2 separate regions of the Mus musculus genome follow, and region 2 is linked to region 1. The links are chromatin loops, found by intact Hi-C in ENCODE. Cell type or tissue: gastrocnemius. All regions are shown on one strand. Each heading gives the region's core, and the rest is flanking DNA. Links, peaks and the distances in the headings are about the cores only.

Region 1 (16,566 bases), core at 8,031-10,530:
AAGGTTCTACCATGGAGCTGAAAGCCCAGAACTAATGCCAATGCATTAAAGACTTAAGACAAAACCAACATTTCACAGGGGCAAAACCCAATTCACCCAGAATGAAACAAGAATACGGACTGGAAGTCTGAGAACACTGACAGAGCTGATGAGCTAGACTTTATAATGTCCTCAAACGAGAGTTACTGACACGGCCAGGACAGACAGACAGACAGGGCATCACACAGCAAGGTGTTTTCTCTGCACGCTGGAAACGTTAACCCCTAACTGCCAGTACTGGCAATATGACTAAGGATTGACCATGAAAGAAGTCAAGAGCCACCATGGGCCCCAGCTCTTGCCACGGTGCTAATGCTGTGATTCTCAGCAAATCAAGCAAAATGACCAGAGCAGACCTACATACATACAAGACCAAGGCACACAAAAGAGAAAGCATCTAAACTGCAAGTAGGAACCAGCATTACTTGATGAGGAGGCAAGATTCAAGGATCTAGCTATATGGTAATTCTTTTAAGACGAGGTCTTACTAGGTAGCCAAGGCCAGCCTCCAACTTTCAGGACCCCTCCCCTTCTTCAGTCTCCCAAAGTGCTAGGATCATAGCTGGGCAGCCAGCTGCTGTACAGTATAACAGGAGCCACCTTAACATCCATCGGCTGTCAACATGGCTGGCATGTAGCACACTTCTGCACACATGTTCCTTTCATTCGATCATCACTTACAGCTAACGTGTAATGTGACTATAGATAGGGAATCTGAGGTGTCAGGAGTCACATAATTAATCCTCGTTTTCAAGGTTACAATCAGCAAGCATCAGCGAAGACTAAAACCAGATCTGCTTCTGGTTAAGTCTGCAGTTTCAATGAAATCAGAACCCAGAGTCTCTTGGGACGGACTTAACTCTCACCACCTCAGGAGAACCAACAACAGGCTTGTTCTGAGCAGCATTGGAATATAGGAGTACGCGTGAGCTTCCAGCCTCGGTTGGACTATAAGAGTATGCGTGAGCTGCCAGCCTTGGTTGCCACAGGGAGACAGCAAAGTGGCCTTCAGAGGGCCTTGTAGGACCCACCCTGCAGACTTGTCTGCAGTTCTTAGGATCTATTTCGGAGCTAGTCTGGACTCAGATATCTAGCTGACTAAGTGTTTGAGATTAAAACTATCCTTTAACATCAGAGAATGAAAGGAGCCAGGCAGTCTTGGATCAGGCAGTCTCAGACCCCAGCAGAGCAAATGAAAACAGCCTCAAGCTGGAGCAATGTTGTTTTGTGCTTTCTGTTTAGTGTATGTTTTGTTTTATTTTTGTTGTGTGTTTCAAGTGACCCTTGGGGACACAAACCACAGCATTTAAGTTTTGTTTTCAATGCCACCTCAGTAACTGCTATAAGCTGAGCTCAGATCTGATACTGCAATCACAGCAGAAGCAGGCGGCTGTGGGTTCTGAGACAAAGACGCCATTCACTGGCCGTGCAGATTCTCAGTGTATCTGCACAGCAGCTTTCCCTGGCGAGCCTGACGCGTGTCTTTCGGATTGCTATTTCTGGCCACGTTTCTGAAAGTAAGGAGCACAAGATCTCACTAGATTCCACGGTACAAGTGAGCCCAGTCTCAGCGTACTTTAAAACTGGCTCTACAGAAAACAGACAAGAAGTTGAAACAAAACAGTGTGTCCTGTGAGGACACATTTAGAAGAGTCTTCCCACCTCCTAGTGAGGACACAGTGGCATGTGGCATTTACCCAGGCCAGCTCCTGGGCATTCACTTGGCACCACCAGGCCAGAGACCTAAATACAACTCAGTCTCCTTCACCTTTCTTCTAGCCCAGGAGTGTAAGGAGAAGAAACCTCTCCAAAAAGATTGAAACCTAAATAAACACCAGACGACCAGAGAGCTGGCGGGAAGGATACCCTGGCTACTTCACATACTTAGCTGAGGGAGGAGGTGTCCTACAAATGAAAGTACAAAGACTCAACCCGAGGCAGCTCTCTGGTAGTCAAGGATTCCTGGCTTGATAAATTGGAATAATCTCAACTAACCCAAAAGGCCAAATACACTGACTGATTAGGTCAACTAAATTATACACTGCAATGGCTATTATATGACCATAAGCAAGTATTTTAAGCCAGGAATGGTGGTAGCTACCTATAACAACAACAATAAAAGGGAAGTTGAGGCAGGAAGACCATGAATTTTGAAGTATAGCCTAGGCTATACTGCTAAACTTTATCTCAAAAAATATTTTTAAAAAGGCCTGACTACGGGGCTGGCAGAGGCTCAGCAGTACTGTTCTTCCAGAGGAGCTGAGCTCAGCTCCAAGCACCCACAGCAGGTGGCCCCCATGTGTCAGGAACTCCAGTTCCAGGGAGACCCAATCAACATCACTGGCCTCCGCTGGTACCTGTACTCACGCTCACACATCCACGTACATAACTAAAACCAGTAATTTACTAAAGATGGTTCTGCAAAGATTTTTAAATATACAATGAAACAGGCTATGTTAGATGACAAAATTAAAACTATAGGCAGAAAGATTTCAGCTGTGTAAGACTGAAACTTACATATAAGCATAGAAAACTGGACGGAAGCACATCAAAATAAAGAAATTGTTGCTTGAGAGTGATAAATAGCAAGACATCTTTAAGTTTTTCTAGAATCTCTAAACTTTCTGAAATGCGCATAAAGCATTCTTTCTACAGCTGGAGTAGAGGCTGTATAATCCCCAAGAAGACCAAAGCAACACCGGAAACCAAGAAAGAAAATAACATTTATTAAATGCTTAATATAGGCAGGGGCACCTATATATTTTATACACATTTCATCACGTTGTACTCACCAACTCCTTCAGAAAAGTGTAATATGGGGTGGGGGTTGGTGTGGGGGTGAGGGTGGGTGTGGGTGTGGAGGGTAGTTGTGAGCTGCCTGATGTGAGTGCTGGCGATCAACCCTGGGTCAGAAGAGTTCCCATCCACTCAGCCGTCTTTCTAGTCTGTTCAGCAGATAAGGAAATCTGGTGGTGAAATGGATGCAAAGGCTGACAGAGAGACTCCCATGGCTCTCTCTACTGCATGTACTGACCCTTTGACCTCACTGGTACAACACAGTTCCTTTACTGGTAAAACTGATTTTGAATGGTGCTATAACTCAGGAGTCTGGGTACAAGGGGCAAATCTGCAAAAGTCTAGAGCAGTGGTCCTCAACCTTCCCAATGCTGTGGCCCTTTACCACAGCTCCTCATGCTGCGGTGACCCCAACCATAACATTATTTGGTTGCTGCTGCCTAACTATAATTTTGCTACTGTTACAACATTGTAATGTAAATATCTGGTATGCAGGATATCGGATGTGTGACACTCCCTTCCCCTACAGAGGGCGTGACTCACAGGTTGAGAACTACTGTCCTAGACACTCAGGGAAGTTGTCAGACTGGAACTAAACATACTTCTTACCGAACAACAAACCAGACCAGGCATTGCTGGTGAAAGCACATCAGCACCACAGACTCAACCACAGCAGATGTCGCGATACAAGAAAAGACAAGAATCAACTGACAGGGAAGACCCCGGGTATCTACTCATCAGAGTGCCAAGGAAACAGACATCTACAGACCCGGTTACGAGCTCCAGGACTAGGCAACTGTACCAAATGTGCCCTCCAAATGGTCCCTGACAACGGGACAAGCAGCACAGTGACTAGGAGAGCTTAAGAGAAAAATTAAAAGCCCCACACGCACAGCCAAAGTGTGCCTGCAGCAGCCGAGAGCCTCCTCACTTTCCTTCAGCTCAGAGCCTTCTGGTCAGAAATGATCAATTTTGCTTGGCAGAAAGGCATCAAGACATAGAAGAAATGCTTTGAATCAAGTTCTGTAGAATCAGCCCGTTTGAGATGCACTGAAGTCAAGGCCAAAATCAATATGTGTTTCACAGTTCTTTTGGAGGCTTTTTAAGACAGGAATACTGAAACTCCAAGTCTCAAGTAGAAACTTTCTCTCTGTAGAAACAAGCCACATTTAGATGCAGATACCTCTAAATTAACCACTCATTCTGAAAATCCTTAGCTGTCAGCAAAAGAAGCTAAGAAAGATTTGAATCTGGGTGGCTACCTTACAATTTACACCAAGACAAATTGCAAATGGATTACATATTGGAAGAAAAAAAATAAAACAAAGCAGAGATTAATATTTTTATAGTCTTAGGATATAAAATATTTTTGTAAATGAGATGGCATTCTACAAACTGAAGTTAATAAATCAAAATACAGAAATTTAAAATGTCTGAATAGTTAGATACTATATGTAAATAAAGCTTTTAAAACTGCAAAGAGGAGCCGGGTGTGGGGTGCACAACTTTAATTCTATCACTAGGGAGGCAGAGACAGGAGGATTTCTGAGTTCGAAGCCAGCCTGGTCTACAAAGTGAGTTCCAGGACAGCCAGGGCTATACAGAGAAACCGTCTCGAAAAAACGAAAAACAAAAAGCAAAACAACAACAACAACAACAAAAACCCAAAAAACCAATCTTAAAAAAAAAAAGCAACCCTGCAAAGAGGGCTGGAGAGCTAATTCAGTGAAGCCCACAGAAAGGGGAGGAAGAACTATAGGACTCAGAGGGTCAAGGACACCAGGAAAACACAGCCCCCAGAATCACCTATGCAAGGCTCACCAGGACTCAGAGTCTTGAGTGACAACCACCGCATCCCATGGCCTTTTCCTGGATCTTCCCAGGGGATCCGGGGAAGGACAGAGATGGGGAGGAAGCTGTGGCCGGATGTACCGTATGAGAAGAATTAATAAAAAATAATATTCAAAATGTAGAAGCCTGGGGGGGGAGGGGGGACTTTTGGGATAGCATTGGAAATGTAATTGAGGAAAATACGTAATAAAAAAAATATATTAAAAAAAATGTAGAAGCCAACCAACACACTCCTAACTTGGGGCTTTATTGAATCATGAGTCACGAACACAAATGTTTTTAGCATCTAGCACAAGCTGGACAGGGGTATCAGTTTTATAGGAATAACTCTGACACACACTTTTAAGAGACACACAGGAGGTATGTTTGTGGTGTAACAGAGCTCATTTTAGTAATGCAAGCTACACATATCCAATGTGCAGTGGCCCAACTAGCTCTTCCTCCTAAGTCCCATGCCCCTGGGTATGGAGGTATCATCGATAGCCCTGGGCCAAGGCTGCCTGCTCTGTTCTAGCCTTGGAGGAGCCTTACTCTGGGATGATGCTCACCTATGTATTCTCCCACAGGAGCTTATTGACATGGTACCAAGACCCCGAGGACTGCACCAGAAAGCTACAAGTCAGGGAATGCAGAGTAGACCAGACTGTCTGTTTGGTTTTCATCTTTCCACAGGAACACCCCAGTGAGCCAGGAGGAGAGGCAGTAAGATTAGAAAAAGGTAATGTCTGTGTCTCACAGAGCTTCTACACACCTCCACATACAACTCACACACTGACCAAACACCACGAACCCAAACACCGTGCATGGCTCCCTTATTAAACATTCCTTCAGCAATAAACCCTGGGCACCTGGTTTTCTCATTAACTGGGCTGGCTCAGGAAAGGATGCCACAGATAATGTGACAGGTTGTGTATGGTATTTTTACTGCAAGACGTTAATTCATCCCAGGAACTATCTTAAATTAATCCTAGAACGGCTGCAGTTTGTGATTAGAGCCTCAGCAGCTCTTCCAAAAGTGGAAAACCTCCACTGAGTCTGGAACGGAGCCTTTCTCCACAATGCGTGAGAACAGCCTTTGTTCCCTGGTGCATCTGGGAAGAGCACTTGGGAGGGGTAACAAATGTCCCAACTGCACTCATTTTAAACACCGCTCCTCATAAGATATTTTAAACTCAAACTACACACAGCCATGTGTGAAGGCCATAAAATCCTAGAATAGTTTCTGCCACAATTTTTCTAAATAAAGAGCAGTTGGGAGTGTGGTGAGTCTGTAAAGAGAACACGAGTCTGCTCTTTCTCAGTAACCAGCCACCTCAGCATCCCAGGTTGTACAAGAGCCGAGACACAACAAACAGGGCCATTCTGCGGCCCTGCCCCACCGGCTCTCATAGCGTCCCGGAGGAAGAGCAGCAGGGAGCCAGTGTGTCAACCAGGCTGACTGACACCTAGCCCTCGGAACATGAGTGGCAGAATTCGGCTTTCTTGAAAGTGCTTCAGAGTGAGTCTGAACTCCCACAAGGGCTCCCAGCAAAACTGGCGAGGCATAGCAGAGCCTCCTTCTGCCTCTGTTTCGGGGCAGCTCACCTCTTTCCACCTTTTTATTGGTTCATTTATTTTCCCTACCTTAGGTACTAAACATGTACATCACATTTACTAAATGAACACTCTGCGAAGTACTTGAAAGGCATTTTTAAGTTTAACATTCTCACTAACCCCGAGGCAAACACAGCCAGGAGATTCACTCCACAGTAAGCGGCTGGCCGCAGTTGCAGACCTCAGAGAGTGAGCACAGACATCTACCTGCTTTTGCTCAGTTGTCCCGACGCTGCTGTTAAGAACCTGTGAACCCTAAGCATCTCTCTCACACGCCACATCCAGTTCTTCTGTACACAGCAGCTCCATTTTAAAGACGAGCAGAGAGTGGGAGCCCGAGAGCCCCTCCAGAACCCCACAGCTAGGAAGGTCTGCCAGGCCTGCCCCTGCCTCCTAGCCCACTGCTCTCCTTACACGTAAGCCTGAACTGTGAAGACAAACCCACATATTAATAATACTTTCTAAATGTTTAATATACATCCCAGCACTGCAGCTCCAATCACTGTGCTCTGCTAAGGTTTTACCAAAAATGAGGGGGGAAAAAAAACCCTGTTCCGCACTTGTCATATTTATACTCTAATTAACGCAGTCCCATAAACACAGGAGGAAAGCTATCACAGAGTGAAAATCTCAAAAAATATGCAGTTCTGCAAAGAATGTATAAATGGGCTAAAATGACAGTATTAAAAACCACAATCTGAACACTCATGTGCTGTGGCTTTTTGCCAAAGCACATTAGAGAAAGAAATGCACAGCACCTGAATTAAACAAAGGTTCAGGGGCAGGACACACTTCCCAGGCAGAAAAGTATTTTATCTGAGGACAATAACAGGCTCCACATCAAAGCTGAAAGCCTACACTCATCACTTATTAATCACATGCTCTGTACGGGTCACACACACCACCTAGTGTTTCCAAGCCGTGCTGCCCAGTGAGCAGGGATAAGATCTACCCTGGGAAGACAGTGTGAGAGATGGATGGACAGAGTGTTTATGGGGCCTGTGCACAGTATGCACTTGAGTGCTACTTCCACCCCAAACTCTACAACCTTGTCTCTCTCTCTCTTTTTTTTTTTATGTCTATTTTACGTGTATGGATATCTTGTCTGCATACCACATTTGCCTGCCAGAAGAGGCTATCAATGCCCATGGAACTGAAATTATAGATGTTTGTGAGCCATCATGAGGTTGCTGGAAATTGAACCTGTATCTTCTGCAAGTCTTAACCCCTGAGCCACTTCTGCAGCCCCTTCAACATAGTCATAAAGAGGCAAGTATTCTTGCAAACAAAGCAGGAAATAGGACAAGAAAATAACACATACACAGACGGTTAGAAATATTCAGTATCTACTACTGCTGTGGGGCAAGAGTGGAGGGGAAACCAGCAGAAAAGGCCACATTACCAGGAGATAAGAGCATGAAAGAAAAATTCAGGAGCAAATTCCTAAAGCAGACTAATAGTTGCACAGTGACAGAGATAGCAGCAGAAAAGCAGTCCAACTCTTGGCTGTAGACATTAAGACTCTTCTACAATAGCCATCTTTGTTTTGACAGAGATTACATTTGGTCAAAGCCAAAAGGATGCCATAAAAAAATGTCTTTTTTAGTTAGCATGACATTTCCTGACAACACACTTACTGTAAAGCCCATGGCAACTAGGTAAGTAATATAGAGTCACAAGACTGCTTTACCCTGGGAATTATTGACCTAGATGAACAATAAAATGAAGTCTGTCAACCTTCTCTGAATAAGCTTGAGAGCACACTGAGCCAAGGATAAATGTCCCTCTGCTGTCCCCCACCCCACCCCACCCTGACATCAGTACTCGTTACATATTAAAAATGATTCTTTTTCCTGGCTTGTAAAACAAACTTAAGTATCTGACATGTGCTCACAGCTGTGGCTGTCTCAGTAAAAGGAAGCACCCAAGAGTTCAGAGGACCAGGAAATGACCTGGGACCCAACTCTGGTGGGAAGTGAGAAAACTGGCTGGTTTACATAAAGATCTCTGGGCTTCTATTTCTCAAACTATTAAAAACACACATACACACACACACACACATACACACACACATACACACACATACCCCAAAACCTCATCTATTCTCTCACAAAAACAAGCACCATTAAATAAAAGACTATGACTATCCTCCGTGCATTAGACTTTGTATGGAATGGTGGTAACATTACAATCACCAGGCATACCCCACATCTGGCTTACCAATGCTTTGGCCTTCTGTTGTCCCTGAATTATCCCTCATCATTCAAAGAGCTAATAATACTTTTTACAAAAATGAAATGTGAAACAGAAATAGAATAATATAAAACTCAAACATAAGCAACCTTAAAATTCTACGCCAACATTATGTTACCATGGATCTTAAATTTGGTTCACAAATTCAATTTACATTTCCGCTGATTTTTTTTCTCCAACCAGAAAGGAAAAAAACAAAAAACAAAAACAAACAAACAGGGCAGGTGGTATGATCAAGTTCAAAGAAGAGAGCCACCCAACTGAGGGCAAGCAAGCCAAGGCTCTCAGGCATCTGAAAGGTCACTCATCTCTCTTCTCAAGCAGTGCGGTCTGTATGATAAGGATGCATTTTCAGGAAATGTCAAACTTCAAGACTGGTAAACTAATTCTGTCATGTAGTATCCACAGCTGGCAGCCTCTGCTTCAAGGCTGCACAGAGCAGACGGCACAAGAAGCAAAAGGGTGGCATCTGCTGGCCAAAGCGTGCTGCCACAGGAAGTGTTTAGAACTCTGGGATGTGAGAAACATCCCTAAACATCGACAGTTCATGAAATGAGGGGAAAGTGGGAAAGTACATGGACTACGTATGTGAGAGAAGAAGGGGAGGGCGGAACAGGGAGAGGGGGATGGGCTGGACAATCCAACAGTGATACCCACTGTATTTCCATCTGGCAGGGGTTTAATCCCTTTGTTTTATAAATCAGCAAGCGGGGACAAGCGTCCTTTAGGAAAGGCATCCCTACTTTCATAAGGGAATTCAACAGCCAATCACTGCAGAAAAGATTTAAGGAACTGAGGCTTACTCTGTGGGTGATGTTTCAAGAAAAGAGGAGAAAGTAGAGGGAAGCAGAGGGAGCTAGCATTTACAAAGTGTCTGTTACCCTGCAGGCAAGTCAGATGCACTGCCTTGTTTACTCAGCGCAGCACAGGCTCTCCCACAGGCTCTATCTAGACAGTATCCTTTCCATTTTCCAGGCTAAGTGTATCATCACACAGTCAAGTCAGAACCTGATCTAAAAGCCCAACTCTAGTGACCTTGACTAGCTCGTTCTCCTGGAACTACACTGCTGTGTGTAGACATAATCCTCTTCCATGCAGAGCGCCCAGTGCAATTTTATACAGTACAATCTTTTTGTTGTGTTTTCTTTTGGGGGGACAGGGTTTCTCTGTGTAGTCCCGCTGTCCTAGTAAATGTTAATCTAACATTTTTTCAGTCAAAACCCCACAGACTTGAATGCCTTGACCCACCAACACCACTGCTTGTGCCTTCTCTTGGATGTAATGAAATAGGGACCATCCGGGAACTCATTCCTCTTTGCATCATCTCAACACTGCTTGTTCCACTCTGCCAGCTTGAGATCTCAGTGATCAAAAGGTGCAGTGAAGGGAAGCAAGGACCATAGATGCGTCTTCATCCCAGAGTAGCCAGTGGAGTACACCGCTGCCTGCCAGAGACGGTTCAGTTTTAAGCACAATGGTCACTGGACAGGGAGGCTGACATGCAGGGGACAGCTTAGATATGAAAACAAGCTTCACACAACCTGACCCCCTTCTCTTGAGAGGCCCTGAGGATACAAGCAAGTAAGTAAGGCAGAGAAGAAGGGCCGACTCCTCCATGTGTGGGTCTAGGCCACCCTTGTGCTCCATCCTCCTGCCTCCATCCCTACTTGCAGAGTTCTAATAGGCTCTTAGCCTTGGATAGTAGTGAGAAAGCTGTCCTAAATCTCTCCTTTAGTTTTCTCAACAGCTCATGCCCCGGGAACAGGGATGGACCTCTGAGGCAACTGAAGAGTCAAGAGCCCACACGAGAGAAGAAATGGGGAGCAAAGCTGCAAAGTTGGAATAAGGTATTTCCCACACACTGAAGGAAAAATACAAGCGCCTGCATCGACGTGAACAAGACCACAATGCAAACTCATGGTTACAAGTCCAGCAATAAGTAATTAAATCCAGATAAAAATTAAAAATGATTTCTACATCAATAACTAGCTAATTTACACTTAAAATATATTTCAGCCTTTGGAAACTTCTTGAATAAAAAAACAACAACAACAACACTGAATTTAGTTGTTTTTCTTTTTCTTTTTTGACTTCACATTACAGTAGTAAGGTAACTGACCCAGATCTGTCTCTGTCTGCTACAAGATTCAAACTGTCAGGCTCTGATGACACAGGAATTCCAGGCCTCCAGGAGCTTCTTCTCTTGTTAGCACCAACATGGCAACATACTGACTGATGTCTGGGGCAAGCTAACCATGTCTGGCCAGGAGACATGACTGCTCATTCTGCTGTGGCACATGGTTTTAATTATGTTTAAATTAGTTTTATGAGTTAAATAATTTATTATACAACAGCAACAGGTTAGCAGAAGGGATTCCTCTAAGAAATTCTTCTCCTTTCTGGAAAAAGAGAAACCTAAATAGGCAACTAATATATAGTGCCACTCAAAACAGAAACACATTAAAAACAAAGGCAAAATTTGTAATATGTATATGCATGTATGTAATTCCTAATTTATGATTAGGCTATGAATTACCTTAAAAGCCACTGCCAGCAAGCTGAGCATGTGGCCACAGAGAGGCTGTCGTGACTGCAGTACATCCTCCCAACAAGACACCACACATAAGGAAGCGCTGGCTCACAGTTCTTTATACAGATTGCTATAGATTAATCACATAATGCAAACAAAGGCAGAGAAAAGTGTGCCATCCATTACTGCTACCCCAAAGTGAGAGAGAGAGACAGACAGACAGACAAGTGGGGGTCAGGGGGAATGTGGTGTTTCCTCAGCCCTCATCTGTGAACATAACAAAAAAGGGAGAAGAACGAGGTAGAAGGGTATATTCATGAACTGAGTAACCTTGTTTTATGGACTTCCCCTTGGAACTACACAGTCTATGCAATCACAGAGAAAAGTTAAAAGAGTAAAACCTAAAAACAGAAAGCAGTGTTAAAACAAAGATCCACCTGCTCACCGAGGACCAGCCCTGTGGAGATCAGAGAGGAGGAAGGCGGGCAGCGCTAAGCGTTAGTGTGGAAGAGAAGGCAAATGCTGGCACTACCAGGGGAGAGGAGTTACAGTTAGAGTGGCTAAGTGCAGCACCAAGTATCCAGTCTGTGCTTAGTGTAAGGAGGTGTAATGAGCATATACCTTTGTTTCATTCACTGAAAAGGCCAGGGGGAAAAATGAGCTGGCTTCAGAAGCACTTGTCAAGGCTGGTCTCTAAAGGCCATTCCTACTAAGAACCAAGAGTTTCTTCAAAACCTGTCTATCCCCAGGTTACACACAGGGAGGACAGAGGGTGATACTGTCTGTCCCCCGGTTACACACATGGAGGACAGAGGTTAACAATGTCTGTCCCCAAGTTACACACATGGAGGACAGAGGTTAACACTGTGTCCCCAGGTTATACAGGGAGGACAGAGGTCAACAATGTGTGTCCCCAGGTTACACAGGGAGGACAGAGGTTAACACTGTGTCCCCAAGTTACACAGGGAGGACAGAGGTCAACACTGTGTGTCCCCAGGTTACACAGGGAGGACAGAGGTTAACACTGTGTCCCCAGGTTACACAGGGAGGACAGAGGCTGGCACTGTGTGTCCCCAGGTTACACAGGGAGGACAGAGGCTGGGACTGTGTGTCCCCAGGTTACACAGGGAGGACAGAGGCTGGCACTGTGTGTCCCCAGGTTACACAGGGAGGACAGAGGCTGGCACTGGATCCTGTCCTCTCCTGTTCTCCTCTTTAAGTTGTTGGAACATTAGATGTTTTAATCTTTCCCCGAAACAATGGCAGTATCAACAGACATATTAATGTGGAAGTGGAAAATATTCATGGGATCTCACCCTAGACAAGAAACCCCAGGCCACTGGTGGCTACCAGGGGGAGAGTCAGCCTTTCCCAGAGATGGGTGCTTTTATTCAATATCCGCTTTCACTTTTGAGACAGGGTCTCTCCTGGAGCCTGCAGCTTACCTGTTAAGACTAGTTGAGTGGGAAGCCCCAGAGATCCACACCCCTGCTTCCTGAGCTCTGGGGTTAGAGGTGCATGCTACCCCACCAGACCTGCATGGGATGCTGGGATCTGAACCCCAGGTCGTCACGTCATGCTCGTGCCGCAAGCGCTCACAGTGGAGCCCTCTCTCCAGCACACCCTCTCGTTCTTTATGGTCTTTCAGTTTTCCTAAGAGGCTGTCCCTTTCGCTTTTGTTAAGGATCGGGTGGCTGAGGCTGTGCAGCTCTTCATTTCTAGACTGCCCATTCTGTTCCATGGTCCACATCAGTGTTTTGATGTAGATAGGCCGTTATGTTTTCCCGATAACACTATGTGACCCAGGCTGTCCTCAAACTCGCTGTGCAGTCCAGAATGGCCTTAAACTCTGAATTTCCTTAGTCTCCTGAGTGCTCAAATTACAGATATATGTTATTACCCCATCTTTTTTTTTTAAAAAGTGAAGGGCTGGAGAGTTGGCTCACTGATTAAGACTACTGGCTGCTCTTCTAGAGGCCCAGGTTTGAAGGCCAACACCCACAGAGCAGCTCACAGCCATTTCTGTAACTCCAAATCCAAGGGAATTCAACACCTCCTCTGGCCTCCACTGACATCAGGCACTGACACTGTACACAGACAGACATGGAGGCAAAATACTCACACATGGAAAACAATAATTTAAAAAGTGAATTAAAAATAACTTTATAAAGATTTAAAATCTCTTTAAAGATTTAAAGTCCAAATTTTAAGTAAGATCTTTTGATTCTTGGTGAGAATAAATTTTTAGAAAATGTCTGCTGATAACTCAAGTCTGTCTGAATAACTCTAATTTGCTAGTTTTTCCTCTAAGACCATCATTCTTCCTGCCCACAGAACAGTGACTCTCACAGGCAACTCCAAAGGCTTGGGAGTCCACACACGTCTCCAGAAGAGACTCCAGGGTCTCAAGTGTCTGTGCCTTCCCCCACTGAGCCTAGGGATAAGAAATGGCTGGTGTAGCTGGTCCTACAGCTCATGTTGGGAACTACCTTCACATCGGCCATATGCACAACTCAGTTTGTCACTAAGCCACATTTTTGTCCTAGGCTATGATCTTGTTATTAATCGTCATGAATTCAGGAGTTTCAGAACATTTTACACATTTCAAGTAAAAATGCAAATATTTCAACACTGTGACTCAGTTCTTTTTAAAACTGGTTTATTGAGATATGGTTTATGTGAAGTAGCTCTCAAGAGCTTCCTTGCTTCCTAATATGGCAAAGTATTTCTGGTTCATTGGTGGGGTTTTTTTGTTTGTTTGTTTTTTGGGGGTTTTGGTTTTTTTTTTCTTTTGAGAACTGTGTGCAGGCATACCCCATGCACACATGCACATACATGGGAAAGTACACAGGTATAGATCACATCCATACAAAAAACAAAAGGAAGGCAGGAAGGAAGGAAGGCAAAGAGAATGAAACCAGATTCATTCAGACTTTAATGTAAAGTCTGGAATGGAACAAGCAAAATACTTCAAGATGTAGGCATGTTTCAGGTTATTTGATCACACCTTTCTGCTTGAATACTGTAAACATGATTAAATAAGAGTAACCAAGAGGCAGAGCAGGCAACCAGCTGACAGGAAGTGAGCCCAGGATTAAGGAAAAAAGCCAGCTTCAGCTGCATATGGAGCAGAGGATGGCCTAGTCGGGCATCAATGGGAGGAGAGGCCTTGGTCCTGTGAAGGCTCGATGCTCCAGTGTAGGGAATGCCAGGACCAGGAAACGGGAGTAGGTGGGTTGGTGAGCAGGGGGAAGGGGAAGGGAAAAGGGTTTTCAGAGGGGAAACCAGGAAAGGGGATAACATTTTAAATGTAAATTTAAAAAAATATCTAATTAAAAAAAAAGCCACAGAGTAGTAGGGTGTTTGGGGGCAGGGGAGGGTGGACAGAGAGACGCAGCGGAAGCAGAAGGAAGGGACACTGGGTTTGGAGGAGGTGTTCTGAGATGGGGAGGGGCACTTGTTCGGGGACATCGGCTGGGGAGGAAGGTCAGCCAGGTGCTTTCTCTGCCTCTCTGAGCTCGCAGGCTTTCACCCCAGCTTCTGGTCCTGAGTCTTCATTGGTAAAACCCCAGGGACTTTCTGAGAAAGACTTTAAGAGTTCAGGAAACCATCCCAGATTGACAAAAAGTTTGTGCACAACAAAGGAAGCCAGCAGAGTGTTGAGACTCTTCAGTGGGATAAGGCCTTGGCCAACTAAATAGTCAACAGAGAGAGGACTGCTATCTAGGATTTACAAGCAATTCTAAGAGTTAAAGCTCGAGATTATAAATCCTCTAATAAAATGGGCAAGTTAACGGAACACACAGTTCTCAAAGGAAAAAATACGATAGCAGGTTGACTATCCGCACTGCAGTCCCAGGGGACCCAAGGCTCTCTACTGGCCTCCTCCAGCCCTGCGCACAGGTGGTGCACATAAACTCACCCAGGCACATCCAGGCACACCCACCACATAGGGGTTTTTTTTAGAGAAAGAAATCAAATCAACCAGTAGCACCTTAATGCTGGGGGGGTGGGGGGGGTGTGGACAGAGAAAGATCTTCATCCACCTCCGTGGGGGATGGGACGGATGCCAACTGGTGCAGCCACCATGTAAACCAGCTGAAAGGCTCCTCTGAAAACTAAAATCAGTGTTTGCTGGCCCTAACCTGTGATACCACAACCTGGCAGGCTGAAGCAAGAGGATTGCCATGAGTCTAAGGCTAGCCTGGGTTAGAGTGAAACCCTGCCTCAAAAATGCAGAAGCAAACAAGCAAACAAACAAGCAAACACCCCTAAAAACTAAAGCCAGAACTATCACATGATCCACCCTGCGTCCACTTCTGGGTATATACCTAGGAGGCGTATATCACGCCTTGTACATCAGCACTTACTGCTGCACCATCCATGCCAGCCCAGATAAGAGCCAGCCAGGCATCCAGAACCAGAACCAACACAAGCATAGATACAAAACATGGAGGAATGAAGCTAGGCATTTGTGGGGACAGACTGACTGTCGGGCCAATGAGTCGGCCTCAGAAGGACAGATACGGAGATGCAGGAAGGACTTTAGAGCAAGAGTGTAACCTAGAGGACCTGATGGGATGAAAGAGGGGAAGGCAAAAAGAGGACTACTTGGTGGGGAGGGGGAGGGGGAGCAGCCAGAGTGGAAGGGAAGAAGGGAGCACAACAAAGGGGGGACAGAACCAAGGAGAAGGGTGCATGTGTGACAATCTCACACTAGGACCTGCAGGACTGCTCAGTGGGCAAAGGGGCTGGCTGCCATGCCTGGAGACCTGAGTTCCCATCCCAGAACACACATGGTAAATGAGAGACTACTCCCTTCATTTGTCCTCTGACTGCACAAGTGCTGCATACACATATAAACACAATTTTTTTTAAAAAAAAAGAAAATATCACAGTAGATTGCATTTCTTTGTATACTAACCAAAAATTAATTTTTAAAGAAATAGAAGAAAAAAAAACTTTAAAAAAATCATTAGTCATGTTTGTAGAATGGCAGGGGACCAAATAGTTATTTTGGAAAAATAGCAAATAAAGGGGAAAGTCTAACATAAATTCTGTCTTTCCTACATCAATTACAGCTGGGAATATCTCCATCATTGATGGAATGTTTGCTGTTTGAGGACCTTCATATGATAAATGGAGAAGTGGTCAGATATCACCATCTTGTATCTTTGAGTTAAATGGCACTTAGGCAACTGTCAACCCCCAGAGGAAGAACACATATGTACTATGAGATGTCTCTGCCAAAATGCTGAAGGCTCGATAGCCCCAGCTGCAGTTCCTCAGTTCTAGCCCATGGCGTTGTCTCTCAGCATCTCTGTAAGGTCAAACCATCTCTCTAGTCCTAAGACCTCACCTGCCTGCCTTCACTGTGCTGACACTTGGACTGGGGGCACAAATCAAGGATTGGAGGTATGAGTGCTAATCTTACTATCAGTCAATAAACGAGACCACGCAAGCATTACCAGTTACTCTGTTCTTCATGGTTACAAACTACAGTT
Region 2 (16,566 bases), core at 8,633-11,132, 54 kb before region 1:
CAGGCCATACCACTTAAAGGGTCTTACCTCACAATATGTCCAAGTTGGAAAGGCATTTGAGTATAGCATCATAGAGCCAGATGTAATCATTTAATATCTCCCCTTTTTTCCCTAAAAGAACTATGGCAGTCTGGTATGTCGCAGTTGTTTAACAATAGACATCCCTGCCTCTCTATCCACCATCAGGCAATTGACTTCCTACAAAAGCAAAAGTCAGCTCATCTGGTCCCTGTCTAGTCTTAGAAAGTTTGTCCGTCCTTTTCTTTTTTCAGAACTTAGTAACTAATGCTGTGCTTGTGAGGACAAAGCACTGATTTTCCCATAAGCCTCAGCAGGATATGTGACCTCTCATAGAGCATCACTTCACATGCCTTCTTCTGTTAACATTTTGAAAAGTTGTGGACATGTTATCTTGTTGATTTCTGATAGCTTGGTCCTGACATCTTTCTGAATAATCAGCCATAGTAAATAGTCCCTACTATTTTTTTTTCTAAAATCTTCCAGTCAGAGGGAAGAAAAATCTTCCCCCAAAATAGACAATGCAAAAGGAAGGAGCAATTGGTGGATACTGAGCACAAGCCTGCTTGAGATCCTTAGTCGTAAAGAAATGGGTATAGAATTTCTAACTCTTTCCCCGGGGTTATTAGGATCAGGCATTTTACTCAAGGAGAAAAGAGAAAATCCTTCCACATCTTTTCCCACCTCAGGGGCTCCATACAAAGTCTCCTGGCTTACCTTGAGTTAATTCTCTTCCATGGAGTGGGAGAAACCTCCCAACAACCTCAGAAAAAAAAGAATGAAGCAAAGTAACAAAACAAGTTCCCATGTTGTCAGGACCTGCACTTGGTGGGCAGGCAGGGTTGGAAGCAGAGGGAATTGGAGGGGGGGGGTGCGGGAGCAAAAGAGGAAGCAGAAACCCTCAGCCTTGTCACACAGAGAGGCGCTACGTGTGTCTTCAGTGTCTTCAGCTTCTTTCCAGTATTAATTTCTGCTTTTCCTTGATCACTTTTATTTTTTAATTTTAACGGGACACTTTTATCGGCCGCTGTTTTTATTTCTTGTCAAAGCTGGCAAGCATCATTAGGAAATTTTTTTTTCTGATCTCCTTGCATCTAATTCTCCCTCCCTGAATTGTTCTTCCCAGCCCAGACCAAGTTCTGGGATCCAGAGATCCCTCTTCATAGAAAGAGGCTGAAGTTCACTAATGCACTACGGGGATTTCATCAACTGATGGCGCAGCCTGCTCTAACTCTTTTCTCCAGCAACCTTGCTGATTCTTCGAGCCTGCTGTCCCATCTTTTTAACTCCAATGAACGCTCCTGCCTCATTATCCTTGTGTGTACACATTCTCAGAAGTCCCTCTCCTTTTAACCTTCCCCCCACTCTCCCCCTATATTTTGGGTCCCTGTTTTTGGCACCGCCTGTAAATGCCTGTGCTTACTTACTGGACAAGGCCACCCAATATGGCCACGAGGAATTAAATCAGGCCTGGTTGGAGGGGCCACAGCACAACTTGAGAGCAGTCGGAATTTTTTTTTCTTTTTTTTTTTAGATAATACAATGGCAATTACCAGGATCAATACAGTTGTCGTTCCCAAGAGAGAGTGACCTTTGTGGTTAGGCAGGGTACACAGATTCATGTCTAAGACCAATTGTCTTGTCAAGCTTCTATGCCTCCTTGACTTCCAAGAGAACATACAGTGAAGCACAGAGAGGCCTGGATGCTTCGCTGCCAGAGGGAGTGAGTGTATCGGTTTCTCAGAAACAGGAAGGCACATTGTGTGCCAAGAGTCATAGGCTCTAACCTGAGTAAACCTATGACATATGTCTCTCGGGCAGCTAGGCCAAGCCAACACCGTGGTTCCCTGCAGCCTACTAAACTTTTGTTAACAAATACAAGGAAAAAGGTTTGAGGGAAACTACCGATTCAATGCCATGTTTCAGTTGCCTTTTAAAGTATCTATAATATTTGCATAGTCACAAGTGAAGCAAGACCACTGTATGCGTGGAAAAAGTTTATTGGAGAACAAGCTGCTGAGCTGTCTCACAAGGGAAGTGAACAGCAGCCCACCCAGAAGAGTAAAAGGGCTTTGCAAAGTTCCTGGATGCTTAAGAGCGGACCCCTTCTTTCCTCTCAGGAGGTTTTGTTTTTGTCTTGGGTAGAAGAGAATCCCCAGGGCAAGCCTACTGGAAAGGGTTTGTGCCTGATGCAGTGAGGCCAGTTTATGAGTATCAGATGTCCTTTTGCCTGTGGTAGATGGCCATTTAGGGGACACCTTGGAAACTGCAGTTATCTGATAAGCAAGGTCCCTGAGTCACAGGGTTTCTGAGAAATGCTGATCATTAGATTTCCATTTACTCATGGCTATCTGCCCCAGGTCCACTCAGGGAGCCATCTTATGGTACTGGCAGCTGCACCGCCATCTTAGGGACCTGCTTTGCAATCTAACAGTCACAAGGTATAAAATGTTAGGTACAGATTTAGTAGTGTCATTTACATCAAATGGATACACTGCACTTCTCAGTGTGTTCTTAGTGAAGCTGAACTTCTTCGTTTGATGGTAACATTGACTAACAAAGAAAGATAAAAGAGGACCTGGAGAAATAGTGTAGTGGTTAAGAGCAGTGGCTGCTCCTCCAGAGGTCCCAGGTTCGATTCCCTGCACCCACATGGTGGCTCACAATGATCTGTAACTCCAGTTCCCGGAGACCCAGTGCTCTCGTCTGGACCCCTCAGGCACCAGACCTGCACATAGTGCGAAGACATAGATGCTGGCAAAACACTTACACGAATAAAATAATACTTTAAAAAATAAAAGAAAGAAATTCCAGCAGCCGTGAGTCCTCCGACATGTGTCAACTTTACTCTTCTCTGGGGAAAAGATGCTATCCAAAGCTCAGTTCTTTCTCCTCTCTGATAAGACGTGGGCATTTTAAACTCCATAGCAATAAACGTGCATTTTTTATTGGACAGCCACATGAAGTACAACAGAACAGGACTATTTTTGTTGTTGAATTATGGCTGCTGTAGTCACTAACACAATGACACTGTGAGCCAATAAATAATTACTGTTAAGCAGGGATGAGTTATATCATCTTGTGCAAGGCTCTCTGCTTGCTTCAGCAAACTGGGTAGCCTTCCTGGAACAAACTCCTTCTTACCAGTACACTTGGCACACAGCAAGCCTATACCCGAGCTGGTGATGCCATCCCTAGGAGTTGGCAGTAGATATAATTTTCAAGAATTATCCTCTCTTTGACTAAAATGACATAAAATTCAACCTTATCCCAAATATATGCACAATTCCTTCACATGCCTGAGTTGAAGTAATTACAGTAAATAACGTCACACCCTTGGATTTTTTTATAGAGACTAGAGGGAGGGGTTGGTTCTGTCATTTTGAAACTAGTCAGTCTCTCTGCTGAAGACTGACCTGGATAGCTGCAGTAGGCTCAGCCCATTGCAACCCATGTTCCTAACACGGCCTGGAAACCTTCAGTCTCAACTCCTCAATGTCTCCCAGGCTCTCTTCAACACCTTCTGATCGTCTTCTTCTTCCTCATAGTCATTTCAGGCTCTCAGAACACTTGAAAGCCTTGCAGAAAGTTCCAGCAAGCTCGGGGGGGGGGGGCTGTGTGAGAGAGAGTTCAGTTAACTCTGAGGTACCAGCAGTGGGCTGGAGGAGCTGGCCCAAAGTGTCGTCTGGAGGCTGATGTCCCGTTCTTCCCCCGCTAACACTTTGTCTCTGCTCCTTCACACACACACACACACTCACTCACCACCACCACAAGTACACAAGCCTTTGTGCACGAGAGTCCAGGGCCTGAGTGGGGTCAGAAACTGTAAAGACCCAAAAAGGAGACATCCCCCCCCCCCAGCTACAGGGTGAGTAGCCCTCATCCAAACAATTAAGAATGTTAAGAGGAAGATGGAAGAACAAAGAATTCTCAAGACATAATTCCTGTCTAGGTTTCCAGCCCGTCACCCTGCACACTTCTACCAACAGTGCGACATCCGATATCAGATCTTAGCTGAATTGTTCACCTGCCATCCTGACCTCACAACCCCTGCACTCAGCACCCCCACGCACACACAGACAGTCACATGAGCCACCTCCTTAAAACCCCACCCCAAAATCTGCTGGTTTTGTTTGTACCTCTGGAGAACTTTGACTAACATGTATATTCAGTAAAATGCATTTATTTTAGGTCTGGCAGTATAAATTTTAACAAATAAGAGCTGTCCTGAGAACCACAATTGGGATACAGTACTTTTCTATCTCTGTCTCCACCACCTTTTTGGGTTTTTTTGGTTTTTGTTTTCCATTATATCCCACTCTCATCCCCTGAGTGTCACTGGTCACATAAACACCATCTCTGTCTTGGTCACTTTGCTTTTTCCAGAATGCTACACACAAAACTAAAGTGTTATTTAGCTGTAGCTACAAAAATGTGTTTCGTGCCCAGAGAATATGCTAGGCTGGGTTGGGAGGGCCATGCACACACAGAATATGCTCCTTTTGATTGGGGGTTCAAGGCACATTGCTGCTTCTCTTACATGTTAGGTGAGAGAGGTCTCACTATGTAGTCCGGGCTAGTCTCCAACCACTGAGTTTCCTGCCTCCACCCCCTGAGTGCAGGGATGACAGGCCTGCACCTACGTGCCCAGCTCTCCAGTATCGTTTAGAGTCATCTCACTTCCACATAAATGGGAGAATGGTCAGAGTAACAAAAGCAGATTGTTCTTTTAAACCAAGACCAAAGTTACCTAAAGAAGAAAATGACCTCTGATGCAACATTTAGTCCCAAGAGAGCCTTCACTCCACCTTGTGACCATCCACCCATATCTCAGAGGACACAGGGCTTGACAACATCCAAGTCCACCACGGACATAAACATAAGGAGGTAAAACATAAGAAGGGTTAACAGAAAGTTTGAGGCGAGAGCAACCTCTTAGAACAGCAGTGACCTGTTGGTTCTAATCTGTGATGTTCTGCGATACTCTATTAAGTTATTATGAGTTGCTTAATTTCAGCATTTGAGAGGCAGAAGCAGGGGCATCTCTGAGTTCAAGGCCAGCCTGGTCTACATAGTAAGTTCCTGGGATGGCCAGGGCTCTGTAGAGAAACCCTGTCTCAAGAAAACAAAAACAACTTCAAAAAAAGTACCTTTATAAAATATAGGCTTAAAGCTGCAGTTTTCAGAGGGTTAAAAACATCGTTTGCATGTTTTCACCTGTAGAGCTTACTCTATAGTAAAGTTGGGCTGGTGTTTGTTTGTTTGTCTTGAAGAAATTGCATCAAAAGTTAGGTACAAATATACTTTGGAACAGAAAAGCAAATATATAGTATTGGTCCCATGTAGCATTTATCATCAGTTTCCTAAGCTATGATCACCATTTTGTCTGTTGGGGATTTTCATTATTAGATTTGCATATCATATACTGTTAAGCCTGGAGGAAATACCTTCTGTAGTTCGGTTTTAAATGTCTCAAAAACCATTGATCTAGATACCCCAAACCATTATTAACTGTTCATTCCAATATAGGTATATGAGTGTGTATGAGTATCACTGACCTGGTTTTTAATATTTTCTGCATATTTTGAAAGTTGGTGCCTTAGTTAGGGTTTCCACTGCTGTGAAAGGACACCATGACCAAGGCAACTCCTGTAAAGGACAACTTGATTGGGACTGGCTTATACTTTCAGAGGTTCCATCCATTATCATCATGGCAGGAAGCATGGTGGCATGCAGACAGACATGGTGCTGGAGGAGCCAAGAGTTCTGCATATTATCCATCTGCAGCCAGGAGAGACTTGTCTTCCAGGTGGCTAGGAGAAGGTTCTCAAAGCTCACCCCTACAGTGACATACTTCCTCCAACAAGGTCACATCTCCTGACAGTGCCACTTCCTGGGTCAAGCATATTCAAGCCACCATAATTAGTAAGAGTAAGGAGGTGGGGAGCAGTCAGCATCTGCCAGCATTCACATGTTTGCTCAGCAAGTCTCCAAGTTCATCTCTGGGACAGACAGACTAGGGAGCCAAGATTCATGGCCCAATAGGAAGCCTGATGGAAGGATCCTCCCTCTCTCTACTTGATTTCAAATCAGTCTCTTTTATACTCCAGGAAGTAGGCACACCCCATTCTCAAATACAAACCTCACTCAAAACTCCAGGTAGCAAACTCAAGGAAAACACCAGCTTAAGCAAAAAGGTCCATGGCTGACCTTGGGGAACTGCTGAAAGAGGAAAGGACTTCCTCAAAAGCACTCTCTTTTCTCATCTCTTCTTTTCATTAACATTTTATTAATTTATTCTCCCCAGTGTCTGGGCTTGTGCAGGACTTTTTTCCATCTGTAGAGCTATCTTGCACCATACGCATAAGCATCACTCTGCCTGTAGGCTCCCCTCCCGAAAGGTCCCCAATCTCAGAGTCCATAAGGGATTCCTATCTCTGAAGGGAGGCAACCCGGAGTCCAAGATGTAAGAGCTGAGTGGGTTGGGAGAGGCACTTCAGGAAATAAAACATAACTCCTATGAATGAAATAGAACCAGCAGATCCATTTTATGAATAAGGAAAGTGAGTTTTAGGAAGGAAGAGCCTTCGGTCACACAACTAGTGACAGGGCCAAGGTCTGCTTCCACCTGTGGTGTGTAGGGGTGATGAAGTGGAAACTTAAGGGCTCTTTGGAGAGTCAGTTATGTTAGATGGTGTTTTGCTGGGGCAAACACATGAAGTGTTTTCCTGAAGTGGCCACAGGTAAAAAGCGGAGGCAGACTCATGTAGAAACATTTCGCTGAAGCAGACACCAGTGAAAGGATGGTCTGCTAAAGCAAGCACGTGAAAGGATATGTGATGGATTCTTCCCTAATGAAACACGGGTATTGGTCCGTCTTACATTGTGTAGTTGACCTGCATTTGCTGGGACTTCCATAGAGAGAAATGCACCAAAAAACTTTTGGTGGTGTGCTGTGGCTTGTTTCAGCTTCTTTCACTTCTGCAGATTCTGGATAATTGGCAGCTTGATGCCAGCTTAGACAGACTCATGTGCTGCGGGGAGACATGTGTGGAGGAAGTATAAAGTAGGCTCGACCAGCAATGGGAGGGAGTTTGGCTTGCTTACATAGCTAAATGCTTGGTGGTCTTGCATCTTTGCTGATCTTTGCTAACCTTTGCTTGGCTGATTGGAACTTCTCCTGGCGTTCCTCCTCGTCCCTCCTGCTGACTTGTGCCGAGGCCGAAGCCTGCCTGTCTCTGCTAGGTAGTCACACTGCTGCTGATTCGTGTTAGCTATCCTGATTCTACCGAACTGGATGGCTGGTGTAGCCATGAAGTGTTTGGGAGTGGATCGAGCCGCTGCTGACTCCTGTGCACTGAACTGCTGATTTCCTGACGGTGCAGATAGGAGTTGCTCCCAAGAACCCTTTCTAAACAGGTCCACTTCCCCCGTATCCTTTCTTTTCCACTACTTCTGGTGGGCAGTGGGCTAGAAAGGAAGTTAAAGTGTTTAAGAACCATCATTAAAAATAGGCTTTAAAAACATTAAAGTAACGGGGTGGCGTGGTTTGGAGCACATAGTGACAGAGCCCTCCTTGGGGTGAGGAAAAAGCTGAGGACCAGTTCAGATATGACAGGAAGAAGTAAGACCTCTGTCTAGGGCGGGCCACCCCGAAAGAGGGCTCAATAGTGAACATCAGATTTGAAGAAAATGGGTCCTGCCACGTGCCGCCAGGCTGTGTGTCCTAGGGTGCCCTTTGTGCAGAGACTTCTTGTGCAAACAGAGGATCTCACAGTTAGGAAATCTTGGAAGGACCCCAAGTCCCTCCCTCAAAATGGTGGCCATTTCTGACAGGGCTTGGAAAGCACAGGCTTCCCCTGTCATCAGCAAACCTTCAGCCCTGCCCATTGCCACGCCCAGCAGAAACAGTAGAAAGCCAGCCTCAGCCTCAGCCTCAGCACCAGCACCAGCACCAGCCTCGGCACCAGCACCAGCACCAGCCTCGGCACCAGCACCAGCACCAGCCTCAGTCTCAGCCTCACAGCAACATGTGGCCAAACAGTATCTTGGTCCTCATGACGCTCCTTATTTCCTCTACTCTGGTAACGGGAGGTGGAGTCAAAGGCGAGGGTAAGTGGGTACAGGCGAGCTGCCTAGAGCTGGGATGGGAACTCCCAGATTATAGGAAGGGATGGAGTGCCCACCCACACACCCCCCCTGCCGATACCACCCCACCCCTTACCCCCACCACTCACCTTGTGCCTTCTTCCACCAAATAAAGAGAAAAGAGTTTGCCCGCCCGACTACGTCCGCTGCATCAGGCAAGATGATCCCCAGTGTTACAGTGACAATGACTGTGGAGATCAGGAGATATGCTGCTTCTGGCAATGTGGCTTCAAATGCGTGCTGCCGGTGAAAGACAACAGTGAAGAGTAAGTAGCTCCCAGTGCTGTGCGCGGCCCTCCCACCTCCCCAGTCTCTGTCTCCTGGAAGCATGGAAGAGCGAGCGATTCTTGGAGTCAAGGGGCAGAGAGACTGGGGTGAGCTTATGGGATCTCAGAGACCAGAGGCCTTGACCGTCTCCTTTGTACAAAGGGGAAGGCGTGACAGGGATGTCAACCAAGCAGAATCAGGTGAAAGCCCCTGGGCTTTCCCTCCTCCCAGGACTGCTCACACAAGTCCCACTCTGTCCTTTCCTCCTCTAAACTTGCTGTCACCTAGCACCTGCCCCGGGGGTCCACAGGCTTAAAGTATGGGAGAAACGGGCAGCCCGTGGGCAACCTGGTCTCCGAGTCCTTGTGTGCAAAAGAAGGAACAGCCTATCCATCCAGCCTGTCCCCAGTGTGAGCATCCCTCTTCAGCGGGTTCTCCTCCTCTTTTGTAGACAGATCCCTCAGAGTAAGGTGTGATATCTCATAAAAATGGCCTCAGAGGACTGCTTCCACCGTGGAAGGACACAGCAAGAAGATACAAAGACCAGAAACCAGGCCTTTCCAGATACTGGATCTCTGGGCACCTTGATCTTGGACTCCCCAACCTCCAGAACTCTGAGAAATAAATGTTGTTTATAGGCCATTCAGTCTATGGTAATTTGTTACAGTGGTCCAAATAGACTAATACAACTTAATAGTTTAAAAAAAAATCCTTGTTCAATATTATGTGTGTGTGTATGTGTGTGTGTGTGTGTGTATGTTTGTTTGTGTGTTTGTGTGTGTATGTATATGTATGTACATATACATGCATGAATAATTCTGGAAATATACATTTTTTTGGAAAAACTATTAAACTTTATTATATGACATTTTTTACAAATCTGAATAAATAGGATAAAATTGTCCATAATACGATTTTTTTAAAAAAAGATATGCCTTTACAGCTGGCCAAAGGTAAAACAAAGTGACTCTGGAGTTGTGAATTATTTATCCCTAAGTGAGACACCTGTATCACACAGCAACCACCACCACCACCAAGCTCAGAGAACATCTAGGAAAAGCCTGGAAGATTGGCACAGATAATGTCTTCTGTGCATGACAGGGCCGCTGTACTCATAAATTCACAGCAACTGTTGTAGCCAGCACAAGACCTGCACAGATCAGTCTAGTCACCCTTAGTAGAGGAGCCATGTCTGTTGACGGCCACTAGAGGGGGCAGAGTCATCGTTCCTCAGTGGTGTGGCCCGTGGTGGGGTGCCAGTGCCCCAGTGGATGGTACTGCACACCCACGGGTGTATGGGCACACTAATTAGATTCAGTGGGTTATTTTTAAGAGAGAGAGGAATTGGGATTGAGAGGGAAGTGTGGAGAGGAATCAGGGGGACTTGGAGGGAGAAATGAGAGAGATGATCTAAATACATTTTGTTTGTGTATTAAAGTACTAGAGAATATATAAAATATGTGCGTGTGTGTGCACGCATGTGTGTGTGTGTGTGTAATTTCTTACATATTGCATATAGAATACAATGCATATATATGCCTGCTTTTCTGCAAACACCAAGTGTTCACAAGGCAAGGATGTCCATCCTGATCAACATCGTTCATATATAACTACAATCTAAACCCTCTAGAATTTGCAATCTCAATTAAGCTGTCGCCACAGGCACCGGCCATCCACAGCTTCCTGCTGTTTACAGGGTGTCATTTCATCATCCCATGCTATACAACGTGTCCTTGTGTGGAGAAACATGGCTTTACGATGAGAGGATTGAGGTGTTCTGGCTGAAATACTGCAGTTTGTCTGAACAACATTAAAAATGGGTAAACTGGGAGGGAGGCAGAGGCAGGTGGATTTCTGAGTTTGATGCCAGCCTGGTCTACAGAGTGAATTCCAGGATAGCCAGAGCTATACAGAGAAACCCTGTCTCAAAAAAATAAAAAAAAATAAAAATAAAAAAAAAATGGGTAAGCCAGGTATAGACTCCTCCTCAAGTGATGCAGGAAGCTGAAAGATACCACAAGGAAGGGCTTCTAGCCACACTAAGTAGACATTCATCTGTTTGCTCAAGCAGAAATTACAGAAGGGGAGAATGGGAGGCAGGCAGAAATGAGCTAAAATGTTTATTCTGGAATAAAGGAATCTAAGGATGTTGCAACCATGCAGGGAGTGTCAGTGTATGGACTTGGTTCTGAAAACTGCTTGAACTCATTTAAAAAATGTATCTTTAATCATGTGCATGTCTATGTGTCTGTGTAGAGGTGTGTGCCTGTAAGTGCAGATACCCAGAAAGGATAGAAGAGGGTATCAGATCTTCTTGGTCTGGAGTTAAAGAGGTTATAAACCACCCAGCATGGAGGATGGCAAACTAGAGTCCTCTGCAAGGGCAGTATGAGCTCTTAACTGCTGAACCATCACTCCAGCCCCACAAAGTCATTTTTAGAACAATAAGGAAAATAGAAAGCAAACACAGCCGGGCATGGTGGTGCACACCTTTAACCCCAGCACTCAGGAGGCAGAGACAGGCGGATTTCTGAGTTCGAGGCCAGCCTGGTCTACAGAGTGAGTTCCAGGACAGCCGGGGCAACACAGAGAAACCCTGTCTCAAAAACAACAACAACAACAAAAAGCAAACACAGAGGCAGATGATTAGGTGTGACAATGACAAATTCAGTTCTCCCCTTTCTTTCAGAGTTGATAGAGGGTTTTGCGATGTAGTCCAGGCTAACCTGGAACTTGGATCCTGCTAGCTGCACACCCTGGGTGCTGGGAATGTAGGAGTGCATCACCACACTCAACCTAAATGATCATATCTTAGAGACCCATACTGAAATATCTATGATGTGTTGGGTTGACTTGAAATTTTAAATTTCAAAAAAATAATAGTTTGGATGTACACAAGAAGAAATGTAAGATGTTCCTGTTGAGTTTGGAATGCACAGAGTTTCATAAAAAGGGTTACTGTTCTCCTGTATGTTTTTGGAATGGTGATAAAAAATGTTATAGCAAACAATGAGTTGGGTTTTTTTCCCAACTTAACAAAATAATCGAGTTCATATGGGGCAGTGAAAGACTGTGATGTAAGAGGTAACAATGTAAATTAGTAAAATTCATGGATACCAGAAGTCGCTTAAACATAATGTAGCTGTAACTCTTACAACAGAAGCACTGGATCACAAATAAGGAGGAGGAGGAGGAAGGGGAGGAGAAAGAGGAGAGAGAGGAGAAAGAGGAAGAAGGGCAGAAGGAAGAGGAAAATGAAGGAGAGGATAATGAGGAAGAAGAGGAGGAGGAAGAGGAGGAGAAATAATGAAAAAAGAACAAAAAATTCCCAGCAACAGCATGGATGATGTAATAGTAAACTTCACTTGTCAACCTGACACAACCTAGAATCACCTGCAACGTCTCAGTGATGGACTGATTATCTATGTAAGGCTGACAGGTGGACACGTCTATGGTGGGTTATCTTATTTACATTATTGATATGGGAAGACCCAGCCCACTATGGGCAGTACTATGAGTCCCGAACTGTGTAAGGGCGGAGCAATAAAGCTGAGCACAAGGAAGCAAGTATGTATGTGTTTCCCTCTGTTCCTGACTGCAAATGTTATGTAACGCATCTGTCTTGACTTTTCCATCCGCATGCCTTGACTGTCCCACGATGGACTGTAAACTGTGAGCTAAAAAAAATTGAGAAATGGCTCAGCCATTTAGAGTACTTGTCCAGGCAGAAAACCCAGGTTCAAGTCAATTTCCAGCCCCTGTGGAGTATATCACAACCTCCTGTAACTCCAGGTCCAGGGAATCCTGTACCTTCTTCTGACTCCTCAGGCATTGAGGTCACGTGAAGTACATACATTCACACCAGCGAAACATGCATCTGCATAAAATAAAGATAAAGAAACCTTTTTATAAAGAGAGAAAGGTCAACACAGTATCAAAGTACATACATTATATGCATCTATGGAAGTCTCATAGTGAAATCTTTTCATTCGTACAACTGAATGATATTCAAATAAAGGAAGCAGATATAAGTGGAAACGGTGATTTGATTATCCTAAAATTTAAATCTTTGGTACAAGTCCTCCTCCCCAAAAAGAAAGAGTCACTTGAAATAGAGAATTAGAATAATCATCATCACTTATCAAATGAATTCTGTTCTCAAAACTGGCTTATAAGATACATATTATCTCGGTCTCTCTTACAGAAGAACAGCTGGGGTTATCAAAGTTCAAGTAGAGCTCGGTAACACTAAAATTCAAAACCAGGTTTGTTGTCCCAGCACAGATCCAGCAGCTGCTCCCTTACCTCTACCACTCTCACACACACACACACACACACACACGCACGTGCACACGCACATGCACACACACACACACGCATACACACACATACGCATGTGCACACACACACACACGCATGTGCGCACGCACACACACACGCACGTGCACACGCACACACACACGCATGTGCACACGCACACATACACACACACGCACGTGCACACACACACGCACACACACACACGCACGTGCACACACACACGCACACACACACACGCACGTGCACACACACACGCACACACACACACACACACCAGTCTAGCTCAAAAATAAAAATAAGAAGCCATCCAGCAAAACTTAATAAAATATGAAAGCAAGCTATTCACAAAGGGGGTAAAATAGCCTGTGGAAACATATGAGAAGTATTTATCCCCACCAATATTCCAAGGAAAGCCAATTAAGATGAGAAACTTTCCACTAGTGGGAGTTTTATTTAGTTGGGTTTTTTTTTTTTTTTAATATCCTGTGTTGGGTGTGTCCAGGAAAGATCTGGCCATGAGTGGCAGCAATAGATCTCTGGAGTGTGCTGTGTGAGCAGGGCTTTCTCTGCCTAGGACTCAGAGGGAGGGGTGGGTGGGTGGAGGGCAAGAACAACTGAATCTTATGGGTTTCACTTGGGTCCAGCACTTTCACCTGTGTCAGGAGAAATACACTGTGGCCGCCAACCAGAATTAAAAAGCTGGGGCAGGAGGCTTAGGATCGACCAAGGACAGATGTCCTGAGCAGACAGGATGGACAGATGTCTATGCCTGACAGTTGGAGGCTCCCATATTCCTTTTGACTTCTGAAATGAATATTGACCAGGCATATCTGCAGCCTGAAGAAATTTATTATTATGTTCTTTGACTTAGTATTTCCATTTAAACAAAATTTGAAAAAGTGTCTGAGATGTGACTTCGAAACTACATAGTGGGATTATTGTCATGTCTTTCTTCACAAAAATGAAAGATCAGACTTCTTACAGGAAAGAGCGGATCACGTGGACTTAGCCTCAGAAGGCGTGGTGTTTACAAAACACTTCACAGCACAGGAGAATTGTCCACAAAATAGTCTTCAGTGGACTAGCATGTTATCGATGGATGTGTACAATCTGTGGGGGAAACGTAGCCCATTAAAAACTCCCCACCAAAATAAAGCTACCAAGAATGTGCCAAAATCCCAAAATATCAACAGCCCCTACACAACGGCCCCTTTTCCCAGGGGCTTAGCAAACTGTATAAAAGATTCAGCTTGAAGCCACGCCCTTCCTGCTGGGCTGCCGCAGACTGGGAGGGGCAAGTGAGGCAAGCTCTGATCCTTTCTCAGGATCACATGATGTCCTCCTGCTTTTAATACCGAGGAACTAGGTGTGTGATGATGGAGCAGTCCACTCCCATCTCTGGCTAACAGGTTGCTCATCTTTTGGGAGAGCTTGGGGCAGGGCCTTGATTGTCCCAGTACTGATGGAGCCCTGTGCTCTGAAGTTTCCATTTGGGTCCCCCATGGGATGCTAAGCCTCAGCTACCCTCTTCCACGATTCGTGGAGCAAACACCACAGATGTAAAACTGAGGGTGGGTGCTTTCCTACCCCAGGAGCAGTACCTCAGCGCTTCCCTACAGCCAAGCACCCGCCCTGGAGGTGGTGTAGGATAAACATGTGGGTCAAACTCCCTGAGTTCTCCCTCCCCAAGCGGCTGTGCCCTGCAGCAGAGGCAGACACAACCCTACAGGTGGGTGGCTGGGTAAAAGAGGCCGAGGAAGGGGGTCTCAGTAACTCCTGCATTGATTCTAGCCAGAGAATTTAGCCAACCCGGAGCCATGTTGTATAGCCAAGCCAGCCCAGACAAAGGGCAGTGCCACTAGGTACCTTTGAAAGTGCCCTCCTCACGAATCTTTGTCGCTCTTCTATCCACAGGGTCCCAAGATGAAAGGCTAAGCCTGGCTTCATTCACCATGCCAACCTGAGCCAACTTCTCCAGAAAGAAACCCCAACCCTGGCACTTTGCAGTCCCCATTTTTTGGCACCATTCCTTGCCAATCGTGCTGATTCCCGCCCCTCCTCCAAGACACTGTGAGAGCTTCAAGACCTTAGAGAGTTGGGAAAGCAAATACCTCACTCAAACACCATCCTGCAGGCCGTCAATCAAGCCGAACACAGAAAGTACAGAAGCAAAAAGGACTTTGAGTCTTAGGAAATACGATCCTGGAGTTCAGAGTCTGGCTTAATGGTCTAAAGAAGGCAGGGGAGACGAGGGCTTCCCCTGGCACGAAGCGCTCACTTGCTACCAAGCAGTAAGGGCAAGGAGCTAGGCTGGGCCTAATGATGCATGGTTAGCTTCTCGGGAAAACTGAGGCAGGAACATCCCAACTCAGGGGACGGACTGAGCTACCGAGCAGCAAGTACACTAATCAGCCTAGGGAACTCAGCAAGGTGTGGCTGGTTTCAAAACTTAAAAAGTTAAAGAGATCAGGAATGCAACTCAGTGGTAGAACACTTGCCTAGCACTTGAGAGGCCCTGGGTTTAATCCCCAGTACAGGGGTTGGGTGGGTAGTCGGGATTAACAGGATTAGTGGCCAAAGGGAATCAATAGAAGAGTTTCATTCTTAGTAAGCGTATTCACAAAACAAGAAGTCAGTGTCATATCCTAGCACATCTTCATTCTCTGAGCACAACAAACCGGCCTGGTTCTACCAGATGTTCCAGATGGCTGTAGTCAGGCAGAGGGTGGAGAAGGCCGAGGTTCACATTCCCAGGCAGAGCCGGCCACGTGCCTTAAAGGAAAAAGTCTCTCTGTGTGGCTTTCATTATGACCCCTCTCTTCCTCTCCCCACAATATAGATGAGAAGACTGAGCCCCAGAGACGGGCAAGACTTACCCAACACTCAGAGGCCAAGTCAGCAATACAGGCAGAACTAGATCCATGTCCCTAACACAAGGAACCTTTGCTACCAGCTCTTTCACAAGCACCCCTTGCCCTAAGGACATCAGGCAGGGGTGGGAGGGTAGGAGGGTGGGAGGGACCCAGATCCGGGAAGCACAAGCCACCCTGGTCACCCTCTAGTCCTCTTCTGCTGACTCAACTGCTCTGGCATCTCTGAGACTGTAAATGTTAATCTGGGGGCCTCTGAGCTCTGAGCTTATTGGGTGCCACGAAAGAAACATGAGAGTCCAGAGCTCCCTCCTCCTGGTAGTCCTCCTGGCTTTGGAGACTCACTTGCCTGTTGCCTTGTGTAGAAAGAAGGGAGGTGAGTGTCATGAATCCCTGTGCTCTGAGCAGGTGGCTTCTGCCTTTCTGTGGAGAGTGGGGGGCTGTGGGAGAGCCAGTGATAAGTGGGGTGTGTGTTGTGTGTGTGTGTATGTGTGTGTGTCTTACTATCCGTCCGTCCGTCCGTCCGTCCATCCGTCTGTCTGTCTGTCTCAGTGCTCCCAGGAACCTGCATTTTGCATCAGGCTTGTTCGTGCTTGGGTCTTTACCTGTCAACTTGCCTGTGCCTACATTCACACCCGAATGTTTTTAAGGACACTCAGCTGTTTCTGTGTACATAGGTGCCTTCGTTTCTGTCTGAGCAGACCTCTATAGACACATGGTTATTGTGCCCAAGCTTACAGACAGGATGCATGTGTCACCGTGCCTCCCCGTATGGGGAAAACATCATGTGATTCCACCAATGGGGATTGTAGAAGGGACTTGGGGGCTAAGTAAAGAGTGTGGCTGCTGGGATCTGGGGTCTGATGGGAGGAATCTCTGCCTTTGTCTCTCTTGTTCCTTTCTCCAGCTTCAGTCCATTCCCATCCCTGATGAAGCTCGGGTT

The links. Hi-C counts contacts between places; a loop is a spot of excess contacts. Peaks named below come from ENCODE experiments on the same cell type or tissue, not always from the same donor. Only the 100,000 strongest peaks of a DNase experiment are listed, where the experiment ranks them.
Region 2: it touches region 1 in a loop (4-fold over the local background); 15 of 42 quality-filtered maps call a loop at or near these places.

Annotation. Positions count from the first base shown.
Region 1 is chr2:164,127,187-164,143,752 of GRCm38, reverse strand. The region is part of intron 10 of Stk4 (serine/threonine kinase 4); the gene reads right to left. Among named protein-coding and RNA genes, the nearest start is that of Kcns1, 36 kb to the left of the region's middle. In gastrocnemius, for the core only: a CTCF peak has its summit at 9,015 (motif pointing left); no DNase peak of the experiment used is centred there.
Region 2 is chr2:164,182,002-164,198,567 of GRCm38, reverse strand. Wfdc12 (WAP four-disulfide core domain 12) reads left to right here and starts at 8,010. Exons shown (of 3, transcript NM_138684.2): 1 at 8,010-8,130; 2 at 8,282-8,432; 3 at 8,885-9,337. The coding sequence starts at 8,049. The coding sequence ends at 8,909. It overlaps A730032A03Rik (a long non-coding RNA gene), which reads right to left. Exons shown (of 4, transcript XR_003954086.1): 2 at 12,244-12,310; 3 at 8,256-8,406; 4 at 2,004-3,632. It overlaps Wfdc5 (WAP four-disulfide core domain 5), which reads left to right and starts at 15,826. Exons shown (of 4, transcript NM_145369.3): 1 at 15,826-15,999. The coding sequence starts at 15,915. In gastrocnemius, for the core only: a CTCF peak has its summit at 9,640 (motif pointing right); no DNase peak of the experiment used is centred there.